Regions from separate parts of the Mus musculus genome. Here region 2 is linked to region 1. Evidence: chromatin loops called from intact Hi-C (ENCODE). Cell type or tissue: left cerebral cortex. All regions are shown on one strand. Each heading gives the region's core, and the rest is flanking DNA. Links, peaks and the distances in the headings are about the cores only. Region 1 has its middle 11 kb from the start of Elp6. Region 2 overlaps Smarcc1 (SWI/SNF related, matrix associated, actin dependent regulator of chromatin, subfamily c, member 1).

Evidence for each region. Peaks named below come from ENCODE experiments on the same cell type or tissue, not always from the same donor. Only the 100,000 strongest peaks of a DNase experiment are listed, where the experiment ranks them.
Region 2: a loop joins it to region 1, with 4 times the contacts of the local background. A loop is called at or near these places in 13 of 42 quality-filtered maps.

What each region holds. Positions count from the first base shown.
Region 1 is chr9:110,288,464-110,299,880 of GRCm38, forward strand. No RefSeq gene overlaps it. Among named protein-coding and RNA genes, the nearest start is that of Elp6, 11 kb to the right of the region's middle. In left cerebral cortex, for the core only: CTCF peaks have their summits at 4,249 (motif pointing left) and 8,840 (motif pointing left); DNase peaks (open chromatin) are centred at 4,929, 5,570 and 8,830; H3K4me3 peaks cover 1,062 bases; H3K27ac peaks cover 2,229 bases.
Region 2 is chr9:110,164,827-110,176,243 of GRCm38, forward strand. Smarcc1 (SWI/SNF related, matrix associated, actin dependent regulator of chromatin, subfamily c, member 1) reads left to right here. Exons shown (of 28, transcript NM_009211.2): 8 at 1-51; 9 at 2,779-2,904; 10 at 6,120-6,241; 11 at 9,055-9,179; 12 at 10,216-10,275. Among named protein-coding and RNA genes, the nearest start is that of Smarcc1, 39 kb to the left of the region's middle. In left cerebral cortex, for the core only: CTCF peaks have their summits at 6,340 (motif pointing left) and 6,541; a DNase peak (open chromatin) is centred at 6,309; H3K27ac peaks cover 293 bases.

The sequences.
Region 1 (11,417 bases), core at 1,146-9,145:
ACACCAGAAGAGAGTATCTGATCCCATTTTTTAAAAAGATTTATTTATTTATTTATTTATTATATGAAGTACACTGTAGCTGTCTTCAGACACTCCAGAAGAAGGCATCAGATTTTGTTACGGATGGTTGTGAGCCACTATGTGGTTGCTGGGATTTGAACTCGGGACCTTCGGAAGAGCAGTTGGCGCTCTTAACCACTCAGCCATCTCACCAGCCCCTGATCCCATTTTTTAAAAGAATTATTTATTTTATGTATATGAGTATACTACACTGTACATATCTTCAGACACACCAGAAGAGGGTATCAGGTCCCAATACAGATGGTTGTGAGCCACCATGTGGTTGCTGGGAATTGAACTCAGGACCTCTGGAAGATTAGTCAGAGCTCTTAACAGCTGAGCCATCTCTCCAGCTCTGCTTTAGTTTTTTGGTTTGTTTTGTCTTTGTTTTTTTAAGAAAGTAATATGAAGTACATCTCAGCGATAGAGTACATGCTTAGCACAGAAAGGGAGGGAAGGACGGAGTAAGGAAGGAGATGCACAGGAAATTAAATCCCATGATGCTTTGTGTCCTCGCTCTAACCACGGACCAGACCTTAGGGTTGATTCTTCTTGTAGTTAACAAATTCTGTTCAAAACAATGTATACAGTGGGGACTCAGCAATGAACCTGGACTGTATAGTGTTGTCAGTATGAGAAATGCTTACAAAGAAAATACAGCAGAGAAGCGGTTGCAGGGGTGGTAGGGGACTCCGTGGCTGGAAGTTTGGGGCAAGGCAAACAAAACGCTTTAGTTTCTATGGCTGCATAAGACACAAGTCCCAGACGTGTTGGCTCAAACACAACGACCAGTTGTGGGGCCTATGTGGGGCATCTCAGCTGGGGACCTCCCCGAGATGGTGATCACACGAGAAATGGTCCTGGGATCCTCCCTTTGACATTACAGACCAGGGCCAGGCAATCGGGACAGTATCTCAGCATCTCTCACTGACTCCCCATGGTCTTTACAGGAGATCTCTCCAGCAGAGCAGATTCAAGGCCAGACTTTTCTCCAAACCATCAGGGCTCCACCTTGATGCATCTGTGAGCATGAAGCAGGGATGACTGCCTTTTACCACACAGCTTCAACGATCACACAATCACACGTGTCATCTCTGCTGCGCTTTTCGCTAAGCACTTAGAGAATGTTGCCACACTCCATGGTGCAGTCTGTAATCCAAGCTCCTTGGATGGCTGAGAAGGAGGACCACAGGTTCAAGACCTACCTGGACGACTTACTGAGATTCTTTTCCAAATAAAAAGTTAAAGGAAAAGTTAGGAATAGCTCAGCTCTCAACTGTAGGGCATTTTCTTTGTATGGATGAAACCTTGATTCAGTCTCCATTAATGAAAAGTGTGTGGGGGTGTGTGTGACATGAGACATGAGTCCATTCATCATCTCTCAGTGAGGTGTCAATGTGAAGTTGTGAGACAAAGATGAAGATTGTTCTATGACCTGTTGGCACAAACACTCTGTTTTTATATCTAGATTAACACTCATTCTTTTTTTGTTTGTTTGTTTTTAAATTTGTTTTTTGTTTTTTCTCTTACTTTCTTTCTTTCCTTTCCTTTTCTTTTTTTCTTTTCTTTCTTTCTTTTATTTATTTTGTTTGTTTGTTTGTTTGTTTGGACTTTTCGAGACAGGCTTTCTCTGTGTAGTCCTGGCTGTCCTGGAACTCACTTTGTAGACCAGGCTGGCCTTGAACTTAGAAATCTGCCTGCCTCTGCCTCCCGAGTGCTGGGATTAAAGGTGTGCGCCACCATACCCAGCTTCTTTTCTTTTTTCCTTCCTTCCTTCCTTCCTTCCTTCCTTCCTTCCTTCCTTCCTTCCTTTCCTTCCTTCCTCCCTCCCTCCCTCTCTTCCTTCTTCCTTCCTTTCTTTCTTTCTTTCTTTCTTTCTTTCTTTCTTTCTTTCTCTCTCTCTCTTTTTTTTTTTGAGACAGGATTTCTCTGTATAGTCCTGGATGTACTAGAATTTTCTTTGTAGGCCTAACTGGCCTTTAACTCACAGAGATCCACGGACTACCTCTGCCTCCCGAGTGCTGGGGTTAAAGGTGTGCATCACCTGCCATGTCTGGCTTCAATACCTGTTCTTAATCTATGTTAAAACCTTTCTTGAGGTTGAAGAGATGGTTCAGCCATTAAGAGCATTTAACCTGGAGGTCCCTGGAAGACAGTGTTTGGATGGCAGTTGGGAGGACAGGGGACCTTGATTCAATTTTTTAAAAAGATTTATTTATTATTATATCTAAGTACACTGTAGCTGTCTTCAGACACACCAGAAGAGAATGTCAGATCTCATCACGGATGGTTGCTAGCCACCATGTGGTTGCTGAGATTTGAACTCACGACCTTCAGAAGAGCAGTCAGTGCTCTTAACCGCTGAGCCTTCTCTCCAGCCCCCTTGATTCAATTTTTTTTCATTTGTTTGTTTGTTTGGGACAGGTCCTCTCTCTATGTAGCCCTGGCTGGACTGGAACTCACTGTGTAGACCAGGCCAACCCTGAACTCATAGAGATCTGCCAGCCTCTATCTCTGGGTTTAAAGGTGTATGTCATTGTACCAGGCTAAGCCCTGTATTCTTTACCACACCAGTCCGAAGTGGAGTCACCAGAACATACACAAAAAGTCAGGTGTGGTGGAATATGCTTTGTAACCCCAGTGATGGCAAGAAGCAAGGTAGAAATAGGTGGCTCCTGGGGCCACTGGCCAGCCAGTCTGATGGCCTGGTGAAGTTCCAGGCCAGTGAGAGACTGTCTCAAACAAAAGGCACCTGCGCTTATCCTTTGATCTTCAAATGATAGAGAGAGCCAATTCCCAGAGTTATTCTCTTTCCTCCACATGCACACCCTTGGCAGGAGCATGCTCACAACCATCCCTATAGATAAATAAGTAAGAAAAATTATTAAAATATAAAATTAGGGGGGCTGGTGAGATGGCTCAGTGGTTAAGAGCACTGACTGCTCTTCCAAGGTACTGAGTTCAATTCCCAGCAACCACATGGTGGCTCACAACCATCTGTAATGAGATCTGACTCCCTTTTCTGGAGTGTCTGAAGACAGCTACAGTGTACTTACATATAATAAATAAATAAATAAATAAATAAATAAATAAATCTTAAATATATATAATTAGATGATATTTTAAAGGCCACCATCTGCTATATAGTGAATTTGAGGCCATTCCTGATCTATATCAGATCGTATCTCAATAAACAGACTGGTGGGCATGAGGGCACACACCTTTAACCCCAGCACTCTGGAGGCAGAGGTAGGCTGATCTTTGTGAGTTCAAAGCTAGACTGGTCTACCTAGCAATTTCTAGGCTAGCCAGGGCAACACAGTGAGACTCTGTCTCAAAAAAAAAAAAAGTCTACCAACATTAAAACTAAATGACAAACTACCTACAATTTTGATTGGTTTGCTTATTTTAGTAAATTTAAATAGATTTTCCTGAATTAGCTGGGCAGTGGTGGCACACGCCTTTAATCCCAACACTTGGGAGGCAGAGGCAGGTGGATTTCTGTGTTTGAGGCCAGCCTGGTGTCTACAGAGTGAGTTCCAGGACAGCCAGGGCTACACAGAGAAGCCCTGTCTCAAAAGACCAAAACTAATAATAATAATAATAATAATAATAATAATAATAATAATAATTTATTTGCTCTATGACCTTATGTCTTAAGGTTAGCAGTTCTCAGCCAGTGGGTCTTGAGTCTTGGCCCCTTTGGCAGGGTCACATATCAGAAACTTTGCATATCAGATATTGACATTATGATTCATAATAGCAAAATTATAGATATGAAGTAATAACAGAATAATATTATGGTTGAGGGTCACCACAGCATGAGGAAATGTACCAAGGGTGACAGCATTAGGAAGGTTGAGAACCATTGCCTTAGGACCATTTCAAGGAAATAGATGTCTTTATTTCTTTCCACAGGACTTCATCTGGCATAACTTGGCCCCAGACTCACTACATTGCTAAAAGATCTTCCTGCCTTCAGCACCCACATGCTGGGATTACATGTGCCCAGCACTAAGTTCAGTTTTTAGGACTTGCTGCCAGGAAGTCTTGCATGCTAAGCTAGCAGTCTACCAACTGAGCTATACTCCAAGACCGGGCTTTTCTATTTGTCATGAGGTTGGATGGAACCTCTTCCAGAGGTCCTTAATCAATTCCCAGCATCCACATGGTGGCTCACAACCATCTGTAATGAGATCTGGTGCCCTCTTCTGACCCGTAGGCATACATGCAGGCAGAACGTTGTATGCATAACAAATACATAAATCCTTTTTTTAAAGTATGGGGAGTGGAGTGGATAGTATATGATGTTGAATTACTTGTAGAAACGTTTTGAGGCTATAGGAAACACAACTCTTGTAGCTCAAGTTTCAAAAACGTTTCTGGGCTTAAAGCCCTGGGTGAGACAACAGAGCAGAAGTAGAAATACGTTTACCAGAACCTATTTCCTAAGCCTGGAAGCCAATATGGCCAAGTACTATCTGGACACAGCTTAATAGCACCTAGACTTTGACAAGGACAAAAAGTCAATAGACGATGACAATGTTCTGACAGAGCTATTACAGGAGTCAGAAAAGCCCCTAGACATTGTCACCATGGCCTCTTATCAAGATAGCCAAAGCCTTCAACTCCCTTACCAGCTTCTGCCTCCAAATGTCCGAACTCCTCGTAGGAGGCCTCTACAGATGGCGTGCTTAGTTTCAGGGCTTAGAGCCGTGGCAGGCTCACAGCGCAGAAGGGCTTAAGAAGCATCTGATGTTAGATAGCACTGTTCTTCGAAATGCTCTGGCAGCTGCCGGCCCCTCCTGCCTCCCCTGCGCCTGGGCCAGTGGCCACGAGCTCCTCTGAGCCCTGCTTCCGAAAAGCCCATTCATAGCCTTCTTTCTCAAGGTCTCATCTCAACCCTGACTTCCCTGTCTACACAAAGCCACCCTTTCTTCTCAGGGACCCAGGTGGCAGTTGAGACTGTACATAATGACTCTTCTTTCTTGTGGCCCCAGAAAGCCCCCCAAAGGGCAGCCCAGACGGAAGATCTGCTTTGTCCGCGGGTGGTGTGGAGGAGTCAGAGGAGGGTACTTAATCTTCATTCTAGCCAGAATGGGGCAGAGCAGCAGCCCAGAGCTAACGGACACATTACAGACCAACCCTCCTGATACAGGCAAGGCTCTTTTCTCTCAGCGAACGCAGTGAAGATTCCCTGCCTCCCACCTTCCCCGTGGGCATGAGTGGGTGGGAGGGCTTACTCTCCAGGTCTCAGACTCACGTGCCTTTGCTCCCTGACCTCTGCTGGCTACTAATGAACGCCACTCTCAGCTTTCCACGGGCTTCTCAGGATCCTGTCGTTTTCTGAACATTTCACTGTCTCCACCAGGCAGGATTCAGTGCCTCCTGGCTTCCGATTCCACCTCCTCTACTGTAAGGTAGATCACCCGCGCTGTTGGCTTCAAGGCCGTCAGAGCTACACACCCACTCCATTTCTCCCATCCCCTCTTCAGCAGGACACACAAGTCTCTGCCTTTGTTTCTGATCCACACTACCTCAGAGCCTCTTGTCATCTCAGCAGTGACTGTGTGTTCTGCCTCTCACGTCAGCACGAGTTCCATGAGCCCCCAGGCTGCAGCAGACAGTACCTCATTGCAGGCAATCAGCACAACTGCCACTGCCGCTCGCCCACATGTGACAAAAACAGGTAGAGAAACCATTCCAAGGCTGGAGAGACAGCTTAGCGCTTGCTTGCTTTGCAGACATAACGGACCTGAGTTCGATCCCCAGTGTTCACATGATCCCAGGGCTGGCAAAGTAGAGACAGATGGGTCAGTGGAGTTCTCTTCAGCCAGCCTACCGTAACTGGCAAGCCTAAGATCCTGTTAGAAACTCCGTCTCAACTGGCAAGATGGCTCAGTGGATAAAGGTGCCTGCTGCCAAGCTTGACGACCTGAGTCGGATCCCCCAGGACCCTCATCGTAAAGGGAGACAACTGACTCCTGTAAGATAAGCTGCTTTCTGACCTCTACACCAATTGTGAGGTACACTTGCCTTCCCCGCCCAGTAAATAGGTGTATGTAATTTTTAAAATTTAAGAAATCTTATCTTGGGCCGGGCGTGGTGGCGCACGCCTTTAATCCCAGAACTCGAGAGGCAGAGGCAGGCGGATTTCTGAGTTCGAGGCCAGCCTGGTCTACAAAGTGAGTTCCAGGACAGCCAGGGCTATACAAAGAAACCCTGTCTCGAAAAACCAAAAAAATAAAATAAAATAAAATAAAATAAAATAAAATAAAATAAAATAAATAAATAAAATCTTGTCTTAAAAACCAAACAAACAGAAAAACCAAACAAGGCCCTGGGCTAGTGAGATGCTCAGCAGGTGTAGTGGTTTGACTGAAAATGGCTCCATAAACTCTTTGGGAGCGTCATTATTGGAGGTGTGGCCTTGTTGGAGTGGGTGTGGCCTTGACGGAGTGGGTGTGGCCTTGCTGGAGGACGAGTGTCACTGGGGATGAGCTCTGAGGTTTTCCCCATTGGCATGCTTCCTGCTGCCTGAGGACCCAGGTGTAGAACTCCAAGCTACTTCTCCAGTACCATGTCTGTCTGTGTCCCACCATGCTTTCTGTAGTGTTGACAGTGAACTAAACCTCTGAGCTATTAGCTGCTTTCCTTTATGAGTCGTCATGGTCATGGTGGCTCTTCAAGACAGCAATAAAAATCCTGACAAGACAGCGGGTCAGGGTGCTTGCCACCAAATCTGACTCCCGGAGTTTGATCTCTGAGATCCACATGGAGGACTCCTAAAATTTGTTCTCTGGCTTCCACACATGTACCACGGTACATCCACACCAACCTGTAAGGGATTGGTCTGGTGCCGCTTGTATTCAAATGATAAATTCTGTACCCCAAGATCTGGTTGCCCCAGTCAGGAACAAGGAAATTCTCAAGTATACCAACCTTGCCCTCAAAGTTATCCCTGATTGACTAATAAAGATGCCTACAGCCTGGGCTGGGCAGAAGAGAGGGGGCTTAGCAAAGGTTCCTAGCCTTGGGGTCTCAGAGAGAGGATGTAAAAGAAGAAGGAGGAGGTTGACATGGGGTAGGGAGGATGGTGAGCAAATAGCCACAAGGGCTAGCCTGATGAAGCAGAAGCAGCCCAAAGGGAACATACGGCAAATAATATCTAAGGGATCAAGACAGCAAAGCAAACAAAATAGCTTAGAGGGTTGGTATCTGCCCAGCTCTAGTGCTTTAAGGCTTATCATAAAATATAAAGGCTTTTATGTCATTTATTTGGGAACTAAATGATATAAGTGGGGTATTTACCAAGTAATATTTGCTACAACATCCACCCCTCTAAAAGGTAATAAAAATTTAAGAAAAAAAATTCGCTGAGCAGTGGTGGCGCACGCCTTTAATCCCAGCACTTGGGAGGTAGAGGCAGGCAGATTTCTGAGTTCAAGACCAGCCTGGTCTAAAGAGTGAGTTCCAGGACAGCCAGAGCTACACAGAGAAACCTTGTCTCAAAAAAATCAAAAAATAAAATTAATTATATAATTAATAGATTAATAAAATAAAATAAAATATAATGCTCGTCTGTCCTATGGGGTACACAGTGAGGTACACAGTTCTGGGAGATTTCCTGCCAGCTTTCCCCAGAACTCTGTAGTGTCCAGTTTGAGCACAGGACCCTGCCCAGGCCTTTCCTGTTTCTAGCTCACTCCAGAGTTTCCTTCCACATTTCTTTCCCCTTAAACCATCACTTGGGGAAGCCTGGCAAAACTGTTCTTCTCCATTCTCTGGAATTCTCTCTCCTGTCTGTTCTCCTCTGACCTTAGAAAACTGACCATGGGTCCTTGTTTCCTTCCTTCATTATTATGTTTATGGGTTTAAAAAAAAACTTATCTCTTCATTTTATTTGTGTGTATATACTATCACTGCCTTTAGACACACCAGAAGAGGGCATCGGATCCCATTACAGATGGTTGTGAGCCACCATGTGGTTTCTGGGAATTGAACTCAGGACCACTGGACCATGTTTATGTATTACAGGTATTCAAGCTCCAACAATATACTAATGAGAAAAAGAGACAAACCCTGCCTGTCCTCTGGGGCTGGAGAGCCAGCTCAGCAGTAAAGAGCACTTTTCCAGAGCTGCTCTTCCAGAGAAGCCAAGTTTCATGCCTAGCACGCATGTCAATCAGGTTATTCTCCTCGCTAATTCCAGCTCCAGGGACCCAGGGGATCCGGTGCCTCTGACAGCCAAGGCCCCTATATTCAGCACACTTACCTACCCACATGCTCCACACACACACACACACACACATACACACACACATCATTTAAAATAATAAAAATAAGTCTTTTTTTTTTTTTTTTTAATTTGGGACTAGAGACCATTGAGGGGTTAAGAGAACTGACTACTCTTCCAGAAGACCCTGGGTTCTTTTCCTGGCACCCACATGGCAGCTCACAGCCATTTGTAACTCCAGCTTCAGGAGATCCAATCCATTCTTCTAGCCTCTGAAGACACCAGGTACACATGTGATACAAGGTCATGCATGCATGCAACACACACAGACAAAGACACACACACAGACAAAGACACACACACAGACAAAGACAGACACACACACAGACAAACACACAGACACACAGACATCTTTATTTAAAAAGAGGCGAACTAAGAGAGCTGTGTGGTTGTCCCTGGGAGCCGCACATGACCTCTGTTCTATCAAGCCTCAGGATTTGTTAACCCGGCAGCATTAGCGAATGTCTGCTGCCCTCTGGTGGGCATGTAAGAAATGGCCCAACTTTCTTCCAGCTCTGTTAGCCAGCTGTGGTTTATAAGTTCACCTTCAGCTCCATCCCAGACAGATGGCAGAAGCAAATGCTGTGCCCAGGAGGCAAACAACGTGACAATACCAAGTGTTTGTCAGAGAGGTGAGTTCAAGGGCACAGTCATGAGAGGAAAAGCTTTGAAGTTGACAAGGCCTGGACTAGATGCTTTAGTAGTCCTGCTCCTTTACCTCTCCCTCCCCTCCCCCTCCCCCTCCTCATTATTTTCAGCATGAACAGGGTCTCATTGTGTATCTGTGGCTGGTATGTCATTCTATGTAGACCAGGATGGACTGAGACTCACAGGGGTCCTCCTGATGCTGCCTCTCCAATGCTAGGATTAAAGGCATTCCTGCCTATCTGCCTATTTTGTTTCTTATTTTATTTTATTTTTTGCTTTTTTTTTTTTTTGTTTTTGAGACAGGGTTTCTCTGTGTAACCCTGGCTGTCCTGGAACTCACTCTGTAAACCAGGCTGGCCTAGAACTCAGAAATTCGCCTGCCGCTGCCTCCCAAGTGCTGGGATTAAAGGCGTGTGCCACCACGCCCGGCGCCTATTTTGTTTCTTGAAGATTTAATTGTATGTATGTATTTTGCCTGTATCTAAGTATGTACACCACATGTGTGCCTGTGCCTGTGCCTGTGGAGGTCAGAAAAGGAGACACCAGGAGTGTCAGATCCCCTAGGCATAATGTGAATGCTGGTCCTAGGCCATCTGGAAGAGCATCCAGCTCTTATACCTGGAGCCGTGTCTTTAGCCTCTATCATCATCATCACTTTTTTGTTCTCTTTATTATTACTGTTGTTGTTCTTGTTCTTGTTACTATTTTGTTGTTTGTTTTTTTTTTTCAAGACAACATTTCTCTTTGTGTAGCTCTAGCTGTCCTGAAACTTGCGCTGTAGACCAGGCTGGTCTCAAACTCACAAAGATCTGCCTCCTGAGTACCGGGATTAAAGGTGTGTGTGTGTGTGTGTGTGTGTGTGTGTGTGTGTGTGTGTGTGTCAATGCCACCCAGGCCCATTTATCATTTTCTAATGTGTCTGCATATGCCAATGTATCTGCCATGAGTGTAGACACTTGAAGAGGCCAGAAAAGAGCACCAGATCCCGTGGAGGTGATACCACACACAGGTGTGAGTGCTGCGAACTGAGTTTATGGCTTTGGGAAACAGCAAGTGTCTTAGTTGGTGAGCTACCTGTTCAACCCCCAGAACCATCTCTGAGTTGGAAAGATTGTAGCTAAGGGGCTGGGGAAGCAAAGATGTTTGTTTGTTTGTTTGTTTTGTGGTTGTGATTTTTTTTTCTTTTTCAAGACAGGGTTTCTCTGTGCAGCCCTGGCTCTCTGGGAACTCGCTCTGCAGACCAGGCTGGAGATCCTTCTGAGTTCAGGGATTAAAGACATGCACTACCACTGCCCAGATGACACTTAGAGTTCTTAGGACAGCATACCCGAGAAGACACTGGGACACAGAGAGAGCCTGGAGTCTGCAGAGGGCGGCTCTCAAGTGTTCAGTATAGGAAGATGCTCCCCAAAGCCAGGGAAAGAAGCCCAGAAAGACTAAGGGGGCAGAACTAGGAGGAAATTCTTTCAATCTAATAAATCGAAGCTATGAAGAGCCTGCAACTATAATCTTATTTCATGATGAAAAACTAACAGTTTTCACTTGAAATAAACAAGACAAGAGCTGGGCGTGGTGGCACACGCCTTTAATCCCAGCACTCCGGAGGCAGAGGCAGGTGGACTTCTGAGTTCGAGGCCAGCCTGGTCTACAAAGTGAGTTCCAGGACAGCCAGGGCTAGACAGAGAAACCCTGTCTCAAAAAACCAAAAATAAAAATAAAAGGAAAGAAACAAGACAAGAATGTATATGTTTTCACCATTTCCAGCTCATGTCCTTAAGTAAGAAAATAAATAAAAGGTACATAGGTGGGGAAGAAAGACATAAAATTATTCTACTCACTGACACTATAGTCATTTACGCAGAAAATTCAATGGAGCCTTTTAAAAGCTACAAGAATTAATGGGTTTAGCAAGGATGAGGGGTAAATCAAAATACACAAATGAAAACACGGATAACTAGGGGTGTACTTGCCCAGCATATGGGAGACTCCCTAGCAGCTCACATACAAAAAGCAAAACACTGGAGCTAGAGAGATGGCTCCCTGGATAGAGATATTTACTATGAAAGTCTGGTGACCTCAGTTTAATCCCCAAGCCCATGGAAAGGTAGGAGAGAGCTGATATCGTCAAGTTGTCCTGTGACCTCCACATGTACTTGGTGGCACACACCCACACCCAGACCACCACCACCATCATCAAAATTGTGCCAGGCCTAGAATCAAATTCATTTAATCACTGCACTAGAGGTGAAGAAGCAGGCAAATACAAGGCTGGCCTGGCTTACATAACAAGTTTTGGCCTAACCAGAACTACATAATGAGACTGTTTCAAAAACAAAAATTGAGCAGGGCAGGGTGGCACACACCTTTAATCCCAGCACTTGGGAGGCAGAAGCAGGCGGATTTCTGAGTTTAA
Region 2 (11,417 bases), core at 1,403-9,402, 120 kb before region 1:
GATGTTGATGCTGAAATTGAAGATGCACCAATCCCAGAAAAGCCCTGGAAGGTAATGGATATGTAAAAAAAGAAGTTACTCTTGGCTAGGCAAAGTGGTGCAAACCTTTAACCCCAGCACTAGGAGGCAGAAGCTGCAGATCTCTGAATTCAAGGCCAGCATGGTCTACATACTCAGTTCCAAGACAACAGCCATGTAGAGAGTCCCTGTTGTAGAAACGTGTTGACTAGGCACACATATGATGCATAGACATAACGTGTATGTAAAATACTCATAATAATACACATAAATAAATAAGTAGCTGTCATTCTCTACAATAAACTAATTTGGTTTTGGAAAGCTGTTGTCACTCTGGCTTATGTTTGTTGTCCCTAAGATTCCTATGCAGTCACTGCTGCCCTTGATTTTGTAATGGTCATCCTGCCTCAGTCCCTTATTCAAGAGTAAGCCCATGCCCAGACACAACTGTATTTTTTTTTAAAGATATATAATGGTGTTCTCCTTTTATGTCTTCAACTCAAGAACATATCTGTGACCCTGACGACACTGTATTAAGGTCTTAGGAGTTAATGTGTGCAGTGCTTGAGAAGAACCCAGTGCCAAGTCGGAGTGTGAGAAAAGGGGGTCAAGTTCAACCTCTATGGAGAGGTCTTGAGAATGCATAACTTCTCTCAACTCTGTTCCTCCCACTGTGACTGAGCCACCATTACAAAGATGTCGCACTCTGGGATTATAGTAGAAGATAAATTCTTTGCTTTATTTCTTTTGTTTTATTCACTCAGGATTTCTCTGTGTAGCCCTGGCTGTCCTGGAACACCATTTGTAGACCAGACTGGCCTCGAATTTAAGAGAGATCCACCTGCCTGTGCCTCCTAAATTCTGGGATTAAAGTACCACCACCAACTGCTAAGAAATGTCTTTCCAGAGCTGCCGTGAAATGGGTGTTTGCTCATTCACAGTAATGATGTTTGTTGCTGCCTTTCCCCCAGAAACAAAAGCAGTTTTTTAAAAGATTTATTTTTCATGTGAGTGCTCTATCTGCATGCCAGAAGAGGGCATTCAGATCTCATTACGGATGATTGTGAGCCACCATGTAGTTGCTGAGATTTGAACTCAGGGCCTTTGGAAGAATAATCAGTGCTCTTATTCACTGAGCCATCTCTCCAGCCCCCTTAATTTTAGTTTTTTGTTTGTTTGTTTGTTTGGTTTGGTTTGGTTTGGTTTGGTTTTTTTGAGACAGGGTTTCTCTGTGTAGCCCTGGCTGTCCTTGAACTCACTCTGTAGACTAGGCTGGCCTCCAACTCAGAAATCTGCCTGCCTCTGTCTCCCAAGTGCTAGGATTAAAGGCGGGTGCCACCACTGCCCAGCAATTTTAGTTTCTTAAGAAATTAAAAGCATAGCTTTTAATTAGTAAAGCAAACTTCATTTTTTGAAAAAACTGTAACTTGAGGACCTGGATGTGGTAATGCATACCTTTGGCACACCCCTATAATCCCATACTTGGGAGGCAGAATCAGGTGGATCTCTTGAGTTGGAGGCTAATCTGGGCTACAGAACAAGTTGCAATATAGTCAGGACTACACACAGAAACTCTGTCTTGAAAAAACAAAAACAAATGTGATTTTAGAAAACAGTATTTTAAAATGTATAGTAACTAGAGCTAGTTCCCCGAAGTCCACATTCTCCTGTCTTTCCAGCGCCTACAGTAACAGTGTTCTGTGCCCAGTCCCTGTGACTTCACCATTATTTTCCAGGTTATTGCCATTGTTGTCAGCATCAGTTTCTCCCCACACTTCACAGAGGCTTTTAGACATGAGCTGTGCTGTGCCATTGGAGACACAGCTTAGCAGATGACCTTGCAGATCTTCTGTGCTTCCTCTGTCACTCTGTTATCTTTCATCTTTCCCCAAAGGCAAGGCAGTGGTGCTCCCTTAGAGTCCTCAGTGCGCACTTGTAGTCCGCTTGTAGTCCTTGGCACTCCTGAGTCAGAGGCAGGTGGATCTCTTGAGTTTGAGGCAGCTGGTTGGCATTCAGAGTTCTAGACCAGTCAGTGGTACATAGTGAGACTATGTAACACAAACAAACAAACAAAAAGATAATTAAAAAACCAAAACAAATCTTCTAGCTTTCTGTGTTTGTAATTCTGCCCTAATTGCACATGAGAGAATATAGACTGCAAGATTAATAAATAGAAGGTCATACTTATGTAGGAGTGACTTTGTAGTAAAGCTTTTTGGGGGACACCCATGCTCTTTAAGCAGACCCAATAAACTTACTGGTTCCATAAATTGCTCTTTGGTGGGATCATATTGGTTTGTTGTTGCTATCCTACAAAGAGGGGGTAGATTCTTTTTTTTTTTTTTTAAAGATTTATTTATTTATTACATGTAAGTACACTGTAGCTGTCTTCAGACACTCCAGAAGAGGGCGTCAGATCTCCTTACAGATGGTTGTGAGCCACCATGTGGTTGCTGGGATTTGAACTCTGGACCTTCGGAAGAGCAGTCGGGTGCTCTTACCCACTGAGCCATCTCACCAGCCCAAGGGGGTAGATTCTTGTTTCCCCTGGTAACGTGCCTGAAACAAGTCCATCTATTGCCTGCCCAATCACAATTTATATTCAGTGTTGATGGAAGCTTTATAGGTGTAATTGCTAGTTTTTCCCTTTCATTGCATTACAAACAAGCCCCACCCCTCTCTCTGTACCTTTAGGTGTGACTTAGAGGAGGAAATGGTCTAATGCTGAATCATAATTGTGTCAATTTGATACGGTTCTAGGTTCATGTAAAATGGATTTTGGACACTGACGTTTTCAATGAATGGATGAATGAAGAGGATTATGAAGTGGATGAGAACAGAAAGCCAGTGAGCTTTCGTCAACGAATTTCAACAAAGAATGAAGAGGTATTTCACGTGGCACTATTTCTATAACACTGGTTGCTTTTGCTCTTTCTAAGTATTTTCTTTCTTGATAATCTACACTTACACACTGTGGGCCATCACCTAAGATGTCCATGTATGAGTTATTGAGTGACTTAGCAGCCATCTGTTGGCATCTTCCGAGAGAAGGGAGATCTTAGCTGACTTTTCCAGCAGATACATGGTAACTTTTTAGATTAATTACTTAATGTATCTGGGTGTTACAGCATGTGTGTACATGTGAGCATGTAGTGTCTGGATGCCAGAATAGGCCTGCTGGGAATCAAACCCTGCAGCAGCCAGTGCTCTTCACCACTGTCCTGCCTCACCAGCTCTTGGTTTTTGTTTTTGTTTTTTAACTATTTTTATTTTATGTGCATTGGTGTTGTGCCCACATGTATGTCTATGTGAGGGTTCTAGAACCCCTAGAACTAGAGTTACAGACAATTGTCAGCTACCATGTGGGTACCAGCCCCTTGTTTTAATTTTTAATGCATTTTAAAATTTAGCCATCAAAGCAGTAATAACTTTCATGTTTTTAAATAATACCATGCGATAGCTTAACTTATCTACCAGGTTTTCTTAGAAAAACCAGTGTGTTTATTTAACTTCACTGTAAACACAATGTTACAAAATACTGGTCTTAAAATATTTTGAGAATTAAAGTGCTTCAGTGTTTTATGACAATAGGGGATTTAGCATTTAACGTTTGTATTCCTATTAAGTACAAGTCCTTATTTGTAAGAAGATACCACAGTGAAACTTATTACTTTATATGCTACCCTGAAATTTTTTGGTTAAGTGAAGTTCAAGTTCTGATTATTTACTCGTGATTCCATAAAAGGCAGTATTTGTGCTAGACCTGGTGGTGGTGCATGCCGTGAATCCTAGCTCTCTGGTGGCAGAGGCAGGCAGATAGGGCTGTGTGGTTTTGAGGCCAGCCTGGTCTGCATAGCAATTTCAGACCAGCTGCAGTTACATAGTGAGACCCTGTCTCTACAAATAAAACCACAACTTTTTTTTTTTTCTTTTTTTAGATTTATTTATTTATTTATTATATGTAAGTACACTGTAGCTGTCTTCAGACACTCCAGAAGAGGGAGTCAGATCTCGTGATCGGATGGTTGTGAGCCACCATGTGGTTGCTGGGATTTGAACTCCTGACCTTCGGAAGAGCAGTCAGGTGCTCTTACCCACTGAGCCATCTCACCAGCCCAAACCACAACTTTTTGGCTACATGCGTCACTAGAGTAAGAATTTGGGCCAAGAAGAAAGCCTTTTGTAACTTGGTTTATGGCAGTCCAGTGAAGAGACCTGTGATTCTAAGATCATTTTTATTTATGACAGCTAAATTTTGTTTTGCTTTTTAAACTTCCTTTCTGTTTGATTTTGTTGCTGTTTTAAATAAGTGTATTCTGTAACTTCATTTGTAGCTCAGGCTGACCTGAATTGGCAATACCAATCTTTTTGGTTTTTTGAGACAGGGTTTCTCTGTGTAGCCCTGGCTGTCCTGGAACTCACTCTGTAGACCAGGCTGGCCTCGAACTCAGAAATCCGCCTGCCTCTGGCTCCCAAGTATTGGGATTAAAGGCATGTGTCACCACTGCCCGGCTGGCAATACCAATCTAAGCCTTCCCGTGCTGGGAATGCAGGTCTATTTCCCCAAGCTTGCCTTGTTCTTTTTTGTTTTATGTTTTCTTTGACATTTATATTTGTATATATTTGTATCTGCATGTATAGATGTTAAACCATTAACTGAAAATAGAGAGATTTCATGTTTTTACACTTGTGCTCTTTTTTTTTTTTTTTTAAGATTTTATTTATTTATTATATGTAAGTACACTGTAGCTGTCTTCAGATCTCCTTACGGGTGGTTGTGAGCCACCATGTGGTTGCTGTGATTTGAACTCAGGACCTCCAGAAGAGCAGTCAGTGCTCCTAACTGCTAAGCTATCTCATCAACCCCCTACACCTGTGCTCTTAATACTAAAACATCTTTGTCACACTGTATGTTGCAAGATTTTATTTATTTTTTAATTTTAAATTTTTTTTTAATATTTATTTATTTATTATATGTAAGTACACTGTAGCTGTCTTCAGACACACCAGAAGAGGGAGTCAGATCTCGTTAGGGATGGTTGTGAGCCACCATGTGGTTGCTGTGATTTGAACTCTGGACCTTTGGAAGAGCAGTCAGGTGCTCTTACCCACTGAGCCATCTCACTAGCCCTAATTTTAATTCTTTAAAAAAAATTTTTAAAAATAATTGGAGCCGGATGTGGTGTTTAATCCCAACACTCGGGTGGCAGAGGCAGGCGGAGTTCTAGGTCAGCCTGGTCTACAGAGTGAGTTCCAGGACAGCCAGAGCTACACAGAGAAACCCTGTCTCAAAAAACCAAAATAAATAAATAACATATATATATATATATATATATATATATATATATATATATATTTGTGTTTTTTTTTTCCACACAATGTTTTTCTGTTTATCCCTGGCTGTCCTTGAACTCACTCTGTAGACCAGACTGGCCTCCTAAGTGCCAGGTTTAAAGGTGCTAACACCCCCTCTCCTGGAGCTGTTGGGCGATTTTATAAATGCCACTTTAGGCAGGATCATTTGAGCTTGTAATTTCAGTAGCATGTTTCATATATTAGTAGTTACTGAAATGCTTTTCCCATCTGAGAACACAAATGTTGAACAGAAATTGTTTTTTTCAGGGTCCAGCTGTGCCTTGAGTGCTTTTGAGGATGTGTGGCTTAGGATTAGCGTTTCAGATCTGCTGTGTTGCTGGACACTAGGGCAGTAGTTCTCACCCCCTTTAGTACAACTAATTCCTCATGTTGTAGTGACGCCCCCAGCCATAACATTCTATTTGGTGCTACTTCTTAACTCCTGCTGTTTTGCTGGTATTTAGTGTTTTTTACTTGTTTTGTTATGAATTGTAATATAAAATTAATCTGTTTTTGAAACAACCCCATGAAGGGGTTGTTAACCCTGCAAAGGGATTGCGGCTTACAGGTTGAGCCTGGCTGACCTAGATGGTCAGGAATGCTGGTAGTTGGTGCTTGTTTTGTGGCTTCCTTTGCTCTGATGCAGAGATTGGGCAGTGTATGGAAAGTCAGCCTGGACATGGGTTTGTAGAAACTGACGAGTGGATAAGCTTGCCTGATACTTACTTTCATTTTCTTCTCCCTAGCCAGTCAGAAGTCCAGAAAGGAGAGACAGAAAAGCCTCTGCCAACTCTAGGAAGAGGAAACCTTCCCCTTCTCCTCCTCCTCCCACAGCCACAGAGTCCCGCAAGAAGAGCGGGAAGAAAGGGTAAGATGTTTGTAGCTTGATCTGAAGTCAAGGAGAGAAACTTGGAACAGCTTTCCTAGGATTTTCCTAGCAACCACATGGTGGCTCACAACCATCTGTAGTGGGATCCGATGCCCTCTTCTGGTGTGTCCAAAGACAGCAACAGTGCACTTATACATACGATATGTGTAAGACAAATAAAATCTTAAAAAAAAAAAAAAAAAAAAGAAAGAAAAGAAAGAAAAGAATTCCTTGAATACAGCCTTTCCCTTGTACTTACATGTTGAAAAGGTGGGAAGTAAGGTGTTTCAGGAGTCCTGTCCTGAACCATGTGTGGTGCCATTTAGGAGGCAGGGTTGACAGTACTGCTTCAGTTTTGAGTCTAGCCTACTCTAGAAAACATGTTCTAGTGTAGCCTGAGCTCAATTCCAAGACACACAGTTATTGTCTCTATTGGATCTGACCACCTCTCCCATTTCTGATTAAACTTACTCACAGAAGTGATAGAACCTGGAACTATTAAACTATTGAATGTTCTGACAAGCCTGACCATTTTGTAGTAACAATTGGAATTTGTAATTGAATAGATTACTGATAATATAAAATGAAACTTCAATGCTTTATACAATGCCTAAAGTTTATACTTACAGTGTGGGTAATATTTGGTGAATTCTATTACTATAAATAGATATTTGATAATTTCAGACTTCCCTACTTTAACATATACATTTGGTTTATTGTTTTTATAGTTTTTTGTTTTGTTTTATTTTGTTTTCATTTTCAAGACAGGGTTTCTCATATATCCCTGGCTGTCCTAGAACTGTAGCCCTAAACTCAGAGATTCATCTGCCTCTGCCTCAGCCTCTCTGCCTCAGCCTCTCTGCCTCTGCCTCTCTGCCTCTGCCTCTCTCTGCCTCTGCCTCTCTGCCTCTCTGCCTCTCTCTGCCTCTCTCTGCCTCTCTGCCTCTCTGCCTCTCTCTGCCTCTGCCTCTCTCTGCCTCTCTGCCCCTCTCTGCCTCTCTGCCTCTGCCTCTCTGCCTCTCTGCCTCTGCCTCTCTGCCTCTGCCTCTCTCTGCCTCTCTGCCTCTGCCTCTCTGCCTCTGCCTCTCTCTGCCTCTGCCTCTCTCTGCCTCTGCCTCTGCCTCTCTGCCTCTGCCTCTCTGCTTCTGCCTCTCTGCCTCTCTGCCTCTGCCTCTTGAATGCTGAGAATAAAGGTGGATCTACTTTTGTTTGATTGGTTATTGATAACTGTTTTTTTCTTTCTTTCTCTCTCTCTCTCTCTCTTTTTTTTTAAATTTTGCTTTGGTTTTGGCTTTTTGTTTGTTTTGTGGTGGAGGTATGAGGAGTAATTTGAGATGATGGCTCTGTGTAGATCCTGGAACTTTCTCTATAGATCAAACTGGCTTCATACTCACACAGATGTGCCTATGTTTCACTGAGGACATGTGCCACCACTGCCCAGCCTATGTTTTGTTTTTGTTTTTTAGGCAGGTCTCTATGTAGTCCTGTACCTCACTAGGTAGACAGATAGGCCTCACACTCAAAAGACATCTATCTGTCTCTGGAGAAAACAAGCTAGATTCATTTGAGAAGAAGAAACCTAAATTAATTAATTAATTAAACCTAATTAATTCCCTACCCTACGAAGAAGCCTGATATGGGAGGGCTCCACTCCCTGTATGTGGCACCACCTCTAGACTGGATGGTCCTGGGTGTTACAGGAGTGCCAGTGAGCAGGGCAGTAAGCAGCCCCCTCCACGTCCTTTGTTCCGTCTCTGCCTCCAAGGTCTTCTCTTTGCCTGCCATGTATTCTCTTTTCTTTTTTCTTTTCTTTTCTTAATTTATTTTATTTTTTATTTTTGAGACAGAGTTTCTGTAGCCCTCTGTTTGTGTAGCCCTGTAGTGTTGGTTAGGTAAATCAGGCTTGCCTTGAACTCTCGGAGATTCTCCTGCTCCTGTTTACAGAGTGCTGATATTAAACGTGTGTGCCAGAACTGCCTGGCTTCTCCTTGGTACTTTTGTTAATTTGTGCATCTATGTGTTGGTTAAAACAACCTTGTTGTATTCCTGAGGTGGCTAATAGTCCATATATAGAGTTCTGCCCACCATCCTGAGTGCTTCAGTTAGAGTCACATGCCACCACACCCTAATGTGGTTTTGTTTGTTTGTTTGTTTGTTTGTATCATACAGTATGTCCTTTTTGTCTTTCTCTCTCTCTCCCTCCCTCTCCCCCCCTTCCTTCCTTCCTTTTTTTTTTTTTTTGAGACAGGGTTTCTCTGTGTAGCCCTGGCCCTGGCTGTCCTGGAACTCACTTTGTAGACCAGGCTGGCCTCGAACTCAGAAATCTGCCTGCCTCTGCCTCCCAAGTGCTGTGATTAAAGGTGTGTGCCACCATCACCAGGCTTGTCTTTATTTTAATTCTCAACCATATTGTTAGTTTTACAAATGATAACTATCCAGAGAAAGCAGTGGCATTTTTCATAAGGAACATGAGGACTTTTTAACACTCAAATGATACCTCAAGAAAATATAGTTGTCCATATCCTACAACGCTTTTTCCTTTTATCGCTTCTAGGCTATTTGAATGCTGTGTTTCTTCAGCAGGAGTTCTTTCACTATACTAATTGAGACTCCTCATATGAACAGTAGGATGACTGTCCTATTTTACGTACTAATCACTTAGAGTTTGAGGCTCATTGGATGTTACTTGAGTCAAGTATTTAATTTGCTTGATTATTTCTTGTTTTTAAAAGTGGTTCTGAGTATAAGTAGTAGTTTAGATAGAACTTGATACATTTTACTAAAAGTATCTTTTTCTGTCCCATATATATTAGACAAGCTAGCCTTTATGGGAAACGTAGAAGTCAGAAGGAAGAAGATGAGCAAGAAGATCTTACCAAGGACATGGAAGACCCCACACCTGTACCTAACATAGAGGAAGTGGTTCTCCCTAAGAATGGTGGGTATTCTTTTCAGCAAACCTGGTGTTTGCTATCATTTCACCATGAAAACAAGTGATGTCATGTTCTGAATATGCAGTTGTTTTCTTATAGTTTTTTGAAATAGCATCTCCCCATGTGGCTTCGGCTGTCCTGAAACTCACATGTAGACGCAGACTAGTCTGGAACTCACAGGGAGATCTGGCCGTGTCCATCTCTACCTCCTGAATGCTGGAATTAAAGGCTTCTACCACAACACCCATAACACATAGTTCTTAACTTTCCAATATGAATAGATTTTCTCTTTATCTGTTTTTAAAAATTCTTACTTCCTCATTTTACTTAAGGGCCATGTTGTGGTTTGTGTGTATGTATATGACTTTTTTATTTAGAAGACACACCAATCAAACAGGTACAGACATTTAAAATTGTCCTTTTTGTAGTCTTGTCAATCTGTAATCCAGATCTTCAGGAGTCTTAGATAGCAATATCCTATGTGTGAAGAAGTCTGATCTTCATGCTTGTTGTGAAAACTAGAAATAAAATGAGAGCTGGGAGTAAGAGTTTTGTGGGAGAGTGCTCACCTAGCACGGTGATGCATGAAAACCGGATCGCCCCGATGTTTGCTACACAAACATTTGGTAGAAGAGACAGCATTGCATTGCCCCCTCCCACCCCCTCTGTTGACCAGTGACCTTTCTGCGTTTGTGGAATGGAGTCACATCGCTAGTTGATTGACTGTAGATTGCGCAGGTGGTTTAATGTCTTGAGGTTTAACTCAAGGTGAGGCTTGCGATACGCATCCGTGTTCTACTCATGTTCTATCGTGTTGTTGTCATTTTTAATTTTGTTTAGTTTATATCTATGTGTATGTATGCTGCACAGACCTTAGGAAGCCAGAAGAGGGTGTCCCATCCCTTCTGATTGGAGTTATTCTAATCCACTTGGCCCTTTACTGAGTAGCCATCGCTTGAGCTCCTCACAGTGTACTCTTAAAATCAGTGTGACTGTTTCTTCTAATACATGATTCTGTTGGTTTTCTTTTTTCCCTTCTAGTAAACCCAAAGAAGGACAGTGAAAACACACCCGTTAAAGGAGGCACGGTGGCAGATCTAGGTAAAGACCCCAGATACAAACGCTCTCTCTCCTGACTCTGTCAGCTCCTTAAATACTGTGTTATTTCACAGTATTTCAGACTGTTTCTTTCATTTGCTTTGTTTACTGCTCTTCAAGATTAACCAATTGCCTTCTGTACTGTCATGCTTTAGGGTCCTATCATGAGTTATTGTTTGGGGTCCTCCCAGTGACGTGCACCTCACAGTGTATGGCGTTTTCTCAGAAAGTAGCATTAACTTGGCAGTATTGTTCCTTCACTTGAAAATAGTTATCAGCTGAGTTTTCAAGAAATAATTCTAATTAAAATACAGTTTTCAATGTCTCTCTAGTGTCTGGGAGTGGTCGTGCAGGTGTTTGATTATTAGAGGGTCAGGACTATCCATAATACTTATTTATTATGAATTTGAGGGTAGCATTGAATGATATATTGAGTTCCAGGACTATATATATTCCAGGACTAGGATATATATCCTAGTTCCAGGACTAGGATATATTGGGTTCTGGACTAAAAGACCTTTATGTCCCCCAACACCATTCTCTTTGAACAAAATTTAAAGTTCTTATTTATTATTGTGTATATGATGCACTTGCAGGCATAAATGTGGCAGTTCAGGTGTTGATGCAGAAGACAGCCCTTGTGATTCCACTATCCGTTCACAGTGGAACTCGGGGTGGATTGACCCTGAGTGCTCCAATTGTGGAACCTTTCCCCAGCTTTTTTCATTTCATCTTTTCATGTTATATTTCTTGGCTTGCTCCACAGTGGTGCATGGTTCTGTCTTAGTGTCTAAAGTGTAAACAGAGCATTTCTAATGACAGCATATCAAAGAAGATAACAGACAAAGTGTGAAAATGTTTCTGTTTTATTTTGATGCTATTATCAGATCTTATTATTTTGCCTTCCATATATTAATTTTTCTCTTTCACAACTGATAATTACTAATTCAAATGCCAGAAAGAGAAAACGTAGTTGTAAGTAGGCTTTATTTCTGCTGTTGCATGGACAATGGAAGGTTATAAAACTTGATGTTCTATCAAAAGATGGACTAGTCGGCCATCACTGGAAAGAGAGGCCCATTGGACACACAAACTTTATATGCCCCAGTACAGGGGAACGCCAGGGCCAAAAAAAAAAAAAGGGA